Linked DNA regions of Homo sapiens: region 1 is linked to region 2. The links are chromatin contacts, found by Hi-C or POLR2A ChIA-PET in ENCODE. All regions are on one chromosome and are shown on one strand. Each heading gives the region's core, a stretch centred on a gene start or an enhancer-like site at or near the end of the contact. The rest is flanking DNA. Distances are from core to core; before and after follow the strand shown.

Region 1 (7,101 bases), core at 43-2,542, 52 kb before region 2:
ACGTCAACATCACACAAGTGGTATGCTTGCTATCGATCTGTTTTCTCTTCCTTTAGGGTTTCTGTGAAAAACTGGTTGAGGTGTTATTTTTAGCAAATTGATGATTGCCTCTGCCTGCGCACATGTCCATCTGTCTGTCTGTGAACACAGCCAACCGAGGTCCAAGAAAGCTTTCCTTGCCTTGCCTCGACAGCTGTATTCATCTTAAGAGCTTCATGCTGAGCAAATGGTTTAAGGCCTTTGGTGATTGAAAAAAAATGGCAGTACAGTAACATGGGCTTCAATTGTCACATTTTCTGCACATGAGGCCTTTGAGTAATTTGTAGTCAGCATCCTGAGTTGGAATTTCACCAAATAGTTCACTATTCTCCATACTATTTTATGCTACCCTGCCTTTGCTTATGTTGTTCTGTCAGCCAAAAATGTTATTTCTTGTTCATTCACTTACTCAAAAATAGTTATATCATAGACATAGCTATCATAAGGCAGGTACTACACTGTGTGTTGGGAATTTACTGATGGGCAAAAACCCATACTGTCCCTTACATGTCATCTTCAAAGCAATAAGGGGTCATTGAATAATCTTAAAGAGGGCACTGGATATGATCAGATGGAAATATCACTCTGGCTGCAGAGTAGAAAATACATTGAAAAGAGCAGGTATGAATGTGGGGATCTCTGCTTTTGACAATAATGGAGACACTGGCACTATGCTAGCCCTCTGCCATAAGTGACTACAAAACTAGGCAGAATATATAAGGAAACTGCTTTCTGGCAATGGCAATGGCAAGACCACGACCTTTGAAAAAAAAGAAAATTATGAAGTGAGATCTCATTTTTTTCAGTTCTTCATTTAGGGACAATATTCTAGCTGTGATGTAGAGGGGCAGAGCCCATATAGAGCATGACATTCCCACTGACCAGAAGCAGGAATCAGATTTTGAGACTACTGAAGTGACTGGAATCTGTGGGGTAGGCCATGATAAAGTGGGGAGCTGTGAGGAAGGGGGCCCCAGATATCTTTGTGGTAGGAGTCATGGACAGCACAGACACAGGGAGAAGGCATAAAAGCTTACCAGGAAGGGCTGTTATGAGGTTGAGAGTGGAGCAAAAATACTAGAAGTCAAGTAGTGCTAGAAGATACTGGAGTTCTTGCTCAGTCAGAGTGTAGAGGCCTTGTTAACACCTGGAGATCCAGTTAAGACATCAGAAAGCCATGCCTTAAGAATAAGGACCATGTCAGCCAGGCATGGTGGCTCATGCCTGTAATTGGGAGCCCATGGCAAGTGGACCACTTGAGGTCAGGAGTTTGAGACCAGCCTGACCAACATGGTGAAACCCCATCTCTACTAAAAATCCAAAACTTAATCGGGCGTGGTGGTGCATAACCTGTAGTTCCAGCTACTTGGAAGGCTGAGGCAGGAGTATTGCTTGAATTTGGGAGGCAGAGGTTGCATTAGGCTGAGATTGAGCCAGACTCCGTCTAAAAAAAAAACAACAACAGTAAGGATCATGTCCTCAGGCAGGGTCAACAAATTATGGCTCTTGGTTCAGCTACCAATGTTTATAAGCAAAGTTTTGTTAGAACACATCCTGCCCATTCATTTACATTCAGGTTACAGTAGTAGAGCTGATTATTTGCTACAGAGGCCATATGGTTCACAAGCCTAAAATGTTTACTATCTGGCCCTCAAGAGAAAGTTTGCTGATCTTGGTCCTTGAGTAAGGACTACACTAGATGTATTCTAATAAAGTCTAAAAACAATCCTCAACCAGATTCACTGGGAATTTTTGAAATTTTAGTACTATGAAGTTAGAGGAGATTAGAGAACACCACAGAATTCCTCCTCCACCAACAAAGCATAAAACCAAATCTCTAAAAGTTCAAGGTCATCAGCCAGAAACTGAACAATTTGCTGGAACAAAACTGAACACTCTTCAGAGGAAGATAACATAACCCAGAATATTTATGCCATATCATCCATAATGTCCAGGATACAACAAAAATTACTAAACATGAATAAAAATAGAAAACTCTGATCCATAGTGTAGGGTCCAGCCCCACAGGGTCGGACTGGTAGTGGCCCCCCGGGCCCAGCTGTCTTTTCTTTTATCTCTTTGTCTTGTGTCTTTATTTCTACACTCTCTCGTCTCCACACACGGGGAGAAACCCACCAACCCTGTGGGGCTGGACCCTACACATACGCAAGAAAAAAATCTTTAATAGAAATAGATACCAAGAAGGCCCAAATGTTGGGTTTAGTAAAGACTTTAAAATATATATTATAAATGTAAATTTTCTACTAGAAAAAATATGGTCCAAATGAGTAACAGATTAGTCTTTGCAGAGAAAAGGAAGCTCAAAGAAAGAGTGAAAATGGGAAGACCAGTTGGAAGGTTACTGCCAAGATTCAAGTGAGAGATAATGATGATAGATTATGCTAGGATGGTAGCTATGCCTCTGGAGATAAGTAGATGTTTTCAAAAGATTTTTAGGAGGGATATTTAGTATAATATAGTGATGAGTTGGATATGGAGAATAATAGAGTGGGATGTGTAAATAAAATGCTTAACTTTTTGTCTTGAAAAATGAGATCATTGGTGTTATCATATAGTCAGACGGCAAACCCTGCAGAAATATGTCTTGGACAAGCTGAGTTTCATTTTTAGTTTTTAATCTCAAGAATTCTAAGGCTCATCTTCTTTCTCAACTCTAACACTCCTCCTTCCACCAATGCAGAATGGTTCCTCTTTAGTATTCCCATAATGCTCTGTTGAGATGCTTGCAATTATCCTATTATTCTCTTTTATAACATCTACTTACACGCCTAGACCATGAGCTTCCTAAAGTCAGGGACCATGCCATGTTCATCTTTGTAGTCTTGACTGTTAACATTGCACTTAGCACATAGTAGGTATTTAGTTGATGTTGAATGAATGAATGAATACAATTATTTCAATGATTTTCTTCTCTGAGGATAGTGACTAGGAAACAATTTCTGAGATTAAGGGCAGGGACTTTAGAGTAATATAGACCTGAGACTACACTTGGTTTTTCACTTACTTGCTAGGGACTAGATAAGTTACTTAACATTTGTAAAATGGAGACCAAAAAGGAAAAAGGCCACCTTATACTGAATAAGGTGGGAATATTTACCACATTATAGGAAGTAAGGTAGAAATATTCTTGGAAAGTGGTCAGCATAGTGCTTGCTCCACTTAAGATGCTCCACAAATACTAGCTAATGTGATGATGATAACAAAGAGACAGATGCTGCAAAAGCAGCTGTCCAAGAAGGGCTCTTGCATAGAACAGGAAGAGCTAATTGCAAGAAAGTCTTCCACCATTCCTCCCTCACCTGTGCTTACACTTAAGGCACCTCTCACAGACCAAGACATGTTCTACTGCTAGCAGAATTTGCTAAGATATGCTTATGGGAATAACTTAGGGGAATATGGGAAATGGAAATATGCTGAGAGGATCAATGGCTTCTTTTTATGTAGGTAACTAAAGGGCAGATGGAAAGAAAAATCATCATAGTCATCACTGGCTAGCTTACCTGTAAACACTAATACATATACCTCCAAATTCCACAAAGTTCTTCCCTCAAAGATGACTGTGACTTTCTAGCTCCAGAGGCCTCACTCATTACCAAACTTGGGTGTCTGATGCAGCCACAAACCTTTAGATTAGCAGAATCTATTTCATTATGCTTCACAAAAGTTTAAAATTTTGCTGAAGCACCTAGAAGAGAGCTGTGCTTAATTTTCTGAATTTAAACGTATTTAAGCTCTAAGTAAATAATTGTCATCCAGTGGCTCCTTGGCATTACAAGGTCATAGAGACAGGAAAGAAATCAACTGTAACATCATCCCAGCTCTCAGATTTTCCCACGTGCTGTCATTCTCAAGCCAAGGTGAGTGGAGAGGCAGCTATGCCACATCTTGTCAGGGCTCTTAAACTCCAAGGCATCTCTGCTTTATGCCTTAGGCCCCTCTAGGAACTCCAGTTACTCAGTTCATTGTGTAACTTGCTCTTTAAGATTGTCTCTTCTCCCCATGTCTCCTCTCCCCTTGGCAGAAGTCCAAGGTGGGTTGATAGCCTTAGGGTGGTAACACCATGATGCACCCACAGACCCTTAATCTCTGGCTCTGACCTTTACTCTCAGCCATTACACTTGTCTACCTCATGATGAAGCTGCTGGGAAACCAGTGTCCACATTGCTGTGGGATCACATTGCAGGAATGGGCGGCTGTCATCTTTAAGATATTCAAATAAGTATCTTTTCCAAGAGGCATCTTGGGCTATGATCAACAGATCCTTCCTGGTAGCCTTCGTTATATACCTGGATTCTAAGGTCCTGGAAAACAGAATGCTTTTATCTGAGCTGAATCTCATCTTGCTCTGGAGAGTGCTAGAAGTTCAATTTGGTAGAACTCAGCTAGAGTCCCTGTATCCCTTGAAAATGTACTTAAACCGGCTCAAACCCCGAAATCAAGGCCTGTGGGAGTCCAGAGTTCTTTCCATGATTGCTTTGAATTCCTGACTGCTGACATCCTCCTGGATTTCCTTATCTCGGTTCCTGATCTTCACACCTGAGGTCCAATTTCTACTCCATGGTAACCTGAGCATAAGCTCCATCCTTTCATAGGTTTATGACAGTGTCATTTGGACCAAGAATTTCATGAGTTGGGTTAACTCATGAGCTCAAAGTTTGGGCTGTCACATCCTGCACCTCTCAGCTTTTCACCATCTCTCTCTCCTCATCACCTCTTATTTTTCCACTTTTCATTTCCTGTCTTTCTAGAGTAGCAAGCAAATTTTTACCTTGCCTCTCAAAGAACAGTTATCTTCATACACATGTTGCTGGGGGGTCTCACTTTGCACCCCCAAGAATGTGTTATATTCCAAACAAATAGTATCATTCTTAAAAGATATTTTGGTGTCAGCTGTTAATAGGACATGTATTGTCCTTATTTCACAAGAATTTGGACTACTCCGTCTACACTGGAAAACAAGTACCTTCTAAATCCATTCATTTAATCAGCAGCGGACCAAAAGCATAAGTGGGACCTAGCTAGGAGGGCACTACAGGCATAACTCAGGGAATAGTAGGTTAGGTAGCCACGGACCATTCTGTTACCCGCGTGCCCATAACTTTCTGAGACATCTGACCATTGTGAAACCCGGAAGAGACATGGAGAGGATGAGCATTTGAGACATAGACATTGGAGCCAGACAGATCTGGATTTGATCTTCAAATCCACTTTTTACTGATCACCTAGAAATGGAGATAATGATGGGTATCTTGCAGAGTCATTGAGAGTACTGGGATAAAAATTTATTTAAAACCCTCAGCCTCACCTTGATATGTGAGAGGCTCCTTCCCTTTTATTTATGGTCTAGTGTGGCTGGGAGTTCATTTCAGATGTGTTTCAGTCTTAAAAGTCTCACTGAGAGTCACTTCTCAGTAAGGAAAGATATGAAATATCACTCAGCCTTACTTCCCCCAGCTCAGTCCCCGGCCAGCCTCAGGCATAGATCCTCCCTGGTGGTGAGGACTGTATGTACCCTCTGGTGGTGCTTCTTTTGAAGCCAGGTTGGCCATTCCTTCCTTTCAGACCCACCTCCCTTGCCTGTCAACTTCTTCCTCAAAAAGCACAGAAGACAGAAGAACCACTTGAAAATGATCCTAGCCACAGACACTAGCAGGGCTTGGTACATAGGTTGATGGTCTTTGAACTGGCAACCCCAGGCCCTTTTGGATCCTTGCATGTGCTCTTCCCACATCTTGAAATACCCCTTCCCCTAAGCCTATCTTATTGACATAGTAGAGATTCATTTATTTTACAATAGCCCTTCTATGGTCACTCCCTTCAATTGATCCCCATCCACCACACGTGCACACGTGCAAACACACACACACACACACACACACATATAAGCAGTGATGCTAAAATAGTCTAACTCCATTACTATCTCTCTCCCTTCCCCCACTTAAACTTCAAACCCACTCAGGACAGAGACTCTGTGTCATATTTGTGTAGACTCAAACTGAATTCAACACAATCAAATAACACTGTCTCCAACTAAAGCCACCTTCCAAACAGAACAATTTCACTCATAGGAAACCATCCAAGGCAGTTAAAAACATCACCGACCAATTTGCAAAGTGTTTCCCCAGGCATTAGAGAATTGGGTCTTCATGGCTGCCCTGTGTAATTCTCCCCTAAGTTTACTGCCTAACAGCACTGCCACCCAATTTATTGATCCTAAGCATTTCTGCTGTTTCTGGATGCTTGAATTGCACCTAGGAAGAGAACTCAACTGCAGGGGAAAAAACGAAGGACTCAGATTCAACGTCTACCTGCCTCATGCAGAACAATCAAAGTTCTTTGCTGGGTCCTTCTGCTTTACAAAGTGCTTCATACAGTCATTTAAGCCTCATTAGTATGTGTGAGACATTAGAATAAGTTATTTTATCTGTCTTAGCCTAAGCTTCTCCATCACCAAAATAGGTATAATAATAATAATAATATCTACTACCACATAATTGAATGTTGTGAGAATGAATTGGGTTAAAGATGGAAAGCACATAGTACCATGCCTGGCACATGGAAAGAACTCAATAAAGGTTATCTGGTATTAAAGAAGCTTTCTCAGCTGGGCACAGTGGCTCACGCCTGCAGTCTCAGCTACTTGGGGAGGCTGAGGTGGGAGGATTGCTCAAGCCCAGGAGTTCAAGGCCAGCCCAGGCAACATAGAGAGACCTCCATCTCAAAATAATAATAATAATAATAATAGTAATAATAAAGGATCTGCCTCCCAAACAATCTCCTTTATCAGAGCTGAAGAGGTGATGAGACATAAAGCTGTTTATTCTACCTCTCTTTGCAAGTCTTACCCCTTTAAGTTGTGACACCTGTTGTCTTGGGGTCTCTGGAAGCTCTGAGGCAAGAAACATTCAATTGGTTATTATGAATATGACTCATTATTCTAAAGCCCAAAATAAACCACATATTCAGTTACCACCTGTTCACATGTCAGCTTAGTGCTATCTCAACCCACCCTCTTAGCAACACCTTCACTGGCCCCAGAGA
Region 2 (7,072 bases), core at 660-3,159:
ATTGTAACCAACTCCAGCTCTGGAGGTTGGCTCTGACAGTTTGTCAACTGAACTCCATTCAGGTCCAAAACTCCTCAGAAGTAAGAGGTCACCCTTCCATGGGTAAATATTGACAGGGCTTTTTCTGGAGATGATGGTGCTGGTGAGTGATGGGAGCTATTCCAGGGGTCTGCATCATAGGAGGTTTGCATGGGAGACAGTGCCAGGTTGGAAGGATAAACCCAGAAACTGAAGGCAGCCTGGAGCAGCTTCAAGCTTGAGCAAACCTAGTAAATGCTCTTCAAGCTCCTACCTGCCACATCATTCCACTTTTAGGTGTGCTGTGTACCCCACCTGACTTCTCAGGAATGCCTTTCTCAAATGTACTCTCCTGCCTTTACCCTTTTGCTTAAATGTTTCCACTGCATGGAAAGCACTATGAGGTAAACTCTTGCTTGAGGTCCAACTTGGACTGGCCCCACCTCCCTGGGATGGCCACCACCCTCCCTAGGCAGGCAGGCTCTGTCTTCTCTCTCTACTGGGCTTCCATGGCCTGCAGGTGGTAGCCCGAGATAACGCTGTCACACTGCCCACACAGTGTCAAGGCAGACAGGTTGTGATTCCTGTTAGTACACTTGACCGTCTACAGTTGCAGGCTTCATCTCCTCAAATACTGGAACATCCTTGAGAAGAAGGCTCTTGTTGTACTCATCTTTATATCCCTGAGCCACAGCACAGCACCCCCAAACCTAGTAAATGCTCTGTAAATGCTGAAGGAGGAAAGAAGAAAAGGAAGAAGGGAGCAAGGGAGGAGGGGCATGGAGGGAAGAGGACGGAAGTAAAAGAAGGGGAGGAGGAAGCGGGGAGGGGAGGGCAGGAAGAGAAAAGATGGAAAAGGGAGGAGAGGGAGGAGGAGTCAGGAAATGGGGCAAAAGGTAGAGGAGGGGAATAAGTTTGTGATTGCATTTATTTAGTGAATGATGTGAGGAGTCAGCGAACTGTGGCCCTCTGATTTGGGACACTATTCAGACTATGGCATATTTTTATACAATCCCAACTAAAAATGTCATATATATATTTTGTTTTGAAACAGGGTCTAGCTCTGTTGCCCAGGCTGGAGTGCAGTGGCACGATCTTGGCTGACTGCAACCTCTGCCTGCTGGGTTCAAGCAATTCTCCTGCCTCAGCCTCCTGAGTAGCTGGGATTAGAGGCATATGTGCCACCAGGCCCAGCTAAGTTTTTGTATTTTTAGTAGAGATGGGGTTTCACCACGTTAGCCAAGCTAGTCTTGAACTCCTGACCTTGTGCTCCACCTGCCTCTGCCTCCCAAAGTGCTGGTATTACAGGCGTGAGCCACCACGCCCAGCCATTTTATATTTTTAAAGGGTTGCAACAAAAAAAAAAGAGAAAACGATGAGAATGAAAGCATATATGACAGAGACCATAGGTGTCCCAAAGCCTAAAATATTTACTCTCTGGCCTTTTACAGAAATCGTTTGCTGATCCTTGGCATAAGAGGATGCAAACTCCAAATAGAATAAACCTCAGAGTCTAGGTAGGAAATCAGAAAATATCAGCCTGGGAAACAAACCAATGAGATGAGATGTATCACTTCCCCAGGATGAAACCACAGAGCGATGATTTATCGGTGTGCTTGCCGATAAGGCCAAGCTGCGGCTGTCTCTGTATCTCAGCATAGAGTCTGTGGGCCCTCTCTGGGAGGAAGGCATAAATTTAAAAAGCAGCTAATGGAAGATAAACTGAAATCTTGGAAGCCCTCCTGCCTGTCATGAGGCAGCATTGTAAACAGAGCTGTTTTCAGGGACTAATAGAATCATTGTCCTGAGGGGGAAGATAGAGCATCAGGTATTGGGAGTGAGACTCCGGCCTGTGGCAGAAGAGGATGTGCCGAGCAGCTTGTCCAAGTGTTCCCGGCCCCTTGACCCTGCCCCAGTGAAGACTACAGGAAGAGTTCCTAATGAATCAGGCTGTTAACATCCTGTCTCCTCCTCTGCTCTCATTTCCTGAAGAGCCTTTTGATGACATTCAGCCTCCCTGCAGTGAAGACCATGTTTAGTCCAGCTGGTGTGCTGGGCTTACATTTCCTCAGTGGACCAACCACGATAACCAAGTGCATGCTATTTATTGAGCATCTGCCGCTTGCCAGGCACAGGGTGAGGTGTTTTTTTATTTACATTGACTCAGAGACAGACATGATTAGCCCCATTTTACATATGAGAAAACTGAGGATCCGAGAGATCGATGAGCTTATCCAAAGGCACATGGGTGCAAAGTAGCAGAAACAGTATACCCTGGTTTAGTGATTCTTTTCAATAAACCTGATTCTAAAAGCCTGATTCTTCTCATAATGCTACACTACAGATTGTGTGCATGTACACGGTACACACACACACACCCCCATAATTAGTGCTAATCAAGGGAATTCATATTTTTTCATTGATGCCTAGGGCAGGCTTAGAGATCAAGGTATATTCTCTCTCTTCCTCTCTGTCACACACATACACACTCACACACCCTAATGACTTAGGTCTTTGTCTAGTTTTTTTTTTTTTTTTTGAGACGGAGTCCTGCTTTGTCACCCAGGCTGGAGTGCAGTGGCCAGATCTTGGCTCGCTGCAAGCTCCGCCTCCCGGGTTCACACCATTCGCCGGCCTCAGCCTCCCGAGTAGCTGGGACTACAGGCGCCCGCCACCACACCCAGCTAATTTTTTCTTTTTTTTTTTTTTTTTTGTATTTTTAGTAGAGATGGGGTTTCACCATGTTAGCCAGGATGGTCTCAATCTCCTGACCTCGTGATCTGCCCGCCTCGGCCTCCCGAAGTGCTGGGATTACAGGCGTGAGCCACCACACCCAGCCTGTCCAGCCTCATTTCTATCTTTTACTCCTATATCCCAGTATCCTAGGACTCTGCCCTAACCCCAGACTGCAGATATGGAAACCTTGATATTCATGTCCATCTCATCAAAAACCTGCTGATCACATATTATATGCAGAGATTTTTAAAAAGCAATCCCTTTTTTCAAGGAGCTTGAAGTCCAGTAAGGGAGGTACACAAATAAACTCTAATAAAATGCATGATAATGAGTTATGAGAGCTGCTCACCCTGGTGCTGGGGTAGCCAGGCTTTGGAACTTGAGCTCCCGAAAGGCTTCCCTTAAGAGGCTATGTCAGGACTAGGATAGCAAGGTTGAGAGTTCACAGATGAGAAAGTGCAGGGCTAGTAGGCGATCCGGGCAGAGAGATCGGGATGTGCTGAGACTAGGAGGCTAGAAGATTTGATGTCTGCAACTCACTTGGAATAGATTAAGCTTAAGTTGAATCTGAGGATATGGCAGAAGCCAGATCACAGAGGGTCTTTGCAATATGGGGAGGAGTCTGTGCTTCATGCTACCGATGATGGGGAACCATAAAAAGGTTTAGGTCAGACACAAATTTGAAAGATCCTGTGCGTTATACAGCGGGAGGGATTGAGAATGCAAGATCAGTTAGTAATCTATAGATTTGGCAATAAACAATAATGTTTAAACTGGAGATAAAACAAAGTATGGAAAGAAAATTAACTGCAAGATAGTTGTATGGTAGCATCAGCAGGTCTTGGTGGTCTATTGGGTGTGAGAGGTGAAGGAGAGAAAGGGGTCTAAGTTAACTCCCTGCCTAGTCCTTGAAAATGCTCTTTCTCTTCCAGAGCACTGGACTCTTGCCTCTGTTCTCCCAGTCACTGATTGGGTCTCACTCTTGTTGCTCTGACCCTCTGGAATCTCAGTGCTGTGCCCCTCTGGTGTTACACCTGCCTAGGACTACTGCTCACGTGCCCCGCCCACCATATTGAACTGCCTTGTACACTATCACCAAACTCAAATTGACCAACCCATAATAAATGTTATCTATTGTGCTATTTGCCATGCTCTGTACCAGCCCTGAGCCAGACCCATTCCATAAACTCCATTCATCCCCATCCAACTTTCTTCACTTTACTGAGCCATGCCTTGTAGCAGCAGCCACCCATCTCAGTTCTGCCACAGCCAGCTCCACTCCCTCACCCCCATAGCCCCACACAAAGCTGGAAGAGAAGGCTGATAGGGTAGATTTAAACTCTGACAGCTAGGAACAATGGACCTGAACCAACAGGATGAAATTTAGCAGAGATAAATGTCAAGTTCTACATACTGAGCCCAGGAATCAATCACAGGGACAGGATGGAAAGAGCTGATTTGCAGTAATGATAAAGAAACATCTGAGAGGAGTGGCTGAGTAGCTGGCCAGAAGCTGAACAGTCACCAGGAGTATGCGGCAACAAGTACATTAAAAAGATACTCTCTTTACAGGTCAGGCCAGGTACAGTGGCTCACGCCTATAATCCCAGCACTTTGGGAGGCCAAGACAGGCTGATCACCTGAGGTCAGGAGTTCAAGAACAGTCTGGCCAACATTGTGAAACCCCATCTCTACTAAAAATATAAAAATTAGCTGGGTGTGGTGGTGGCGCACCCGTAATCCCAGCTAAATGGGAGGCTGAGGCACGAGAATCTCTTGGACCTGGGAGGTGGAGGTTGCAGTGAACTGAGATTGCAGTACTGCACTCCAGCCTGGGAAACAGAGTGAGACTCCATCTCAACAACAACAAAAAAGATACTAACACGATTTCAGGCTAAGTCAATAGTAAAGTGTCCAGGTATAGAAACATAGCAATCTGACAGTCAGGATGGTTTAGACTCCAACTGAAATAGTGTTTAGCTGTGGGCAGTACCATACAAGTATGCCCAGGAGAGAAGAAAGAGGTGATGAATATCTAGATACAAATTCTGAAAACTCACAGGGAGAGGGACTGGAAAGATGGATGTCAAACTTGGTGCTCAGTTAATGCTAGCTACTGTTATTATTTTCCCATTTCCCTGGTTACCCAGTTCCTAGGGGATTGTCCTGAGGCTGAGGTCTGCCTCTTGAAAAGCATAAATATCTCCTCCCCAGCTCCAGCTGCATTTCCTCATTTGCCCCTTCCCCATTCTCTTCATGTTGCTGGTGTGTCTGCAATGTGTCCTTCCGTCTCAAGCTCTCTGAACTCAGATCAATATTATGGGTGTGGTGTAATGTCTCTCCTCATTCCTCATCCTAATCCTGGAATGTGGAGTTGATAGTGTCCCTAGGGCTGAATCCTGTGTTTTATAGATGAAAACACTGATTCAGAAAAAGACTGTGGCTTTCTCAAGGTCCTGGAGTTCTTTGGTGGCAGAGCTAGGATCAGAACTGCAGTCAGTCCAGTGCCATTTTTGAACTGCCTTCTGGTCCTTTTCCTCCTAATCCAACCACTCACTGAGCTCCAAGAGGTTTTGATTTGGAGGAGGAGGAGGAGAGGGAGAAGGTAAGATGTAGAGCCTCTGTGGGCCAGCAACAGAGTGCATAAGATTGAGAAGACTAGACCCCAAGGCTCCGTCTTTTATCAACAGGGTTGCCTTTGTTACTGGAGTGAGGTGAGCCAATATCCTGGTTAATTTTCCTGGGGAACCCTGACTCCCAGGAAAATCCTTGATTCACTCACTGCTGCCTGAGGAATAAGAGAGGACTTACCTGACATCAGGATAATCTTAACCCCTTCCTTGATTCCTTCTTGCAAGGGGGGTGGGACAGTAGTATTGCTTTGATTTCCAGCAGCAATAGCCCCAGGACAGGTATTAAATAGAGAAAGTAGCATTTTGCCTGTAATAAACCCACTTGTCTGTTTATCACAACTTTTAACCTAAAAATCCAGCAATTTTATCATCTTCATCACCATTCTCTCATCTCCAACGCCGTTCCATGTGCACAGCACACTATAGGGTATATGCTTTATAAATCACTTCCACGCCCATTGTCTTCCTTGACGTTTCCAATTACCTTGTATGGTTGCTCATGGGAAAGCTGATGCCCAGGGAGGCATCAGGACTTGCTGAGCTCAAGCCAAGTGTGGCTGAATCACAAGGTATTATCAATTTTGCTTCCCAGGCAAGCTGTATTTCTCAAATGTGCCTTCCTTGAAAATTTTCTTAAATGCGCCTTCCTGTAAAAATTTTTCTCTTTTATAATTCTAGGGTAAGAGTCTCATTTTAGATCTACAAAAGAAGAAGGAACAGTGATGTGTGGAACCTGTAACACAAGCAGACAGAAGATCAGTTGAGGGGTGACTTGCATGGCCAGAGAATTTAAAAGTTATCGAAGGAAATCAAGAAATAATTGAGGCCAACCCATTTTAAGGATGCGGACACTGGGACCCAGAAAAAGAAGAACTGATTTCATGGGAAAATAGAGCTGTTTGGTGGCATGGTTGGGATTGTAACCCGGGTTTCTGGGTTCCTGCCCTGATGTGAGCCTGGACACAGGTCTACTCCAGTCGTTGACAATGAGTATTCAGGAATCTGTCAGCTATAATCTGCCATTCTCCTGGAAGCACAGATGGACTGGCTAATTGCCCTTGCCCTTTCCCTGGAGTTTGGAAGCCCTCTTTGCTCCAAGCTAGCGGCCAGCTCTACTGGGCCTGCAGGTTATTATGCCCCAAATGCGGGTATAACCCCAGAGGTGTAACCCAGGAGAAGTTGAGCATCCAATTGCTCCACATCTGCCCAGAACCCCAGGTACTTGGGATGTCTCTGTCCCCCAGGGCACTGGTACTCAGACACAGCAGGAACATCTCCCTAGTGTCCCCACTGCCTTCCTAGAGGGCATGCCCCCTTAATGTTGCCACCACCCTGTTTTGTGGGAGTTCAGTCCTGTTTCCATGCTCTGCCATCCCCTTTTTATAGAGAATCACTGTCCACATAGTGTCAACTGCTTGCCCCTTGAAGTCATAGCCCTACCTTGCCCATCCCCTTTGGAACCCCACCCCTTCCCCCTAGATCTTGACAGTAGCCTGGAACTCACTAGATTTCACCTTCAGGTGTCAGGGTCCACCCTGAAGCCACCTCCTCTGGCCTGGCACTCTTATGCGTCTGCAAACAGGCAAAGCCATTGATCAAGGAAACGCTCAGGCCCAGGCTTCCCCAGTGTTGATTTTCTTGCCACTGGCCCTCTAAGGCCTCCAAGCCTCCTCCCTGCTCTCCAC

The links. Hi-C counts contacts between places; a loop is a spot of excess contacts on that map. ChIA-PET counts read pairs that join two places held with the same protein, here RNA polymerase II (POLR2A). Pooled maps may share reads with other maps.
Region 1: a loop to region 2 is called in a map of psoas muscle, with 1.9 times the contacts of the local background. The contact joins the promoter of ASIC2-AS1 here to the enhancer-like site in region 2. A Hi-C loop is called at or near these places in 4 of 168 maps with a recorded cell type or tissue (Ramos, breast epithelium, left lung and 1 more) and 1 of 50 pooled maps. POLR2A ChIA-PET finds 5 or more read pairs at or near these places in 1 of 52 experiments (MCF 10A).

The regions. Positions count from the first base shown.
Region 1 is chr17:33,553,198-33,560,298 of GRCh38, reverse strand. ASIC2-AS1 (ASIC2 antisense RNA 1) reads right to left here and starts at 1,292. Exons shown (of 4, transcript XR_001752838.2): 1 at 1,077-1,292. LOC112268206 (a long non-coding RNA gene) reads right to left here. Exons shown (of 3, transcript XR_002958160.2): 3 at 1,462-1,483. It also overlaps a transcript of ASIC2 not described here.
Region 2 is chr17:33,501,898-33,508,969 of GRCh38, reverse strand. It overlaps a transcript of ASIC2 not described here. Among named protein-coding and RNA genes, the nearest start is that of ASIC2-AS1, 54 kb to the left of the region's middle. Within about 2 kb of position 1,909, at least 3 of the 41 ENCODE cell types and tissues checked have a DNase peak (open chromatin) inside an H3K27ac peak, as active enhancers do.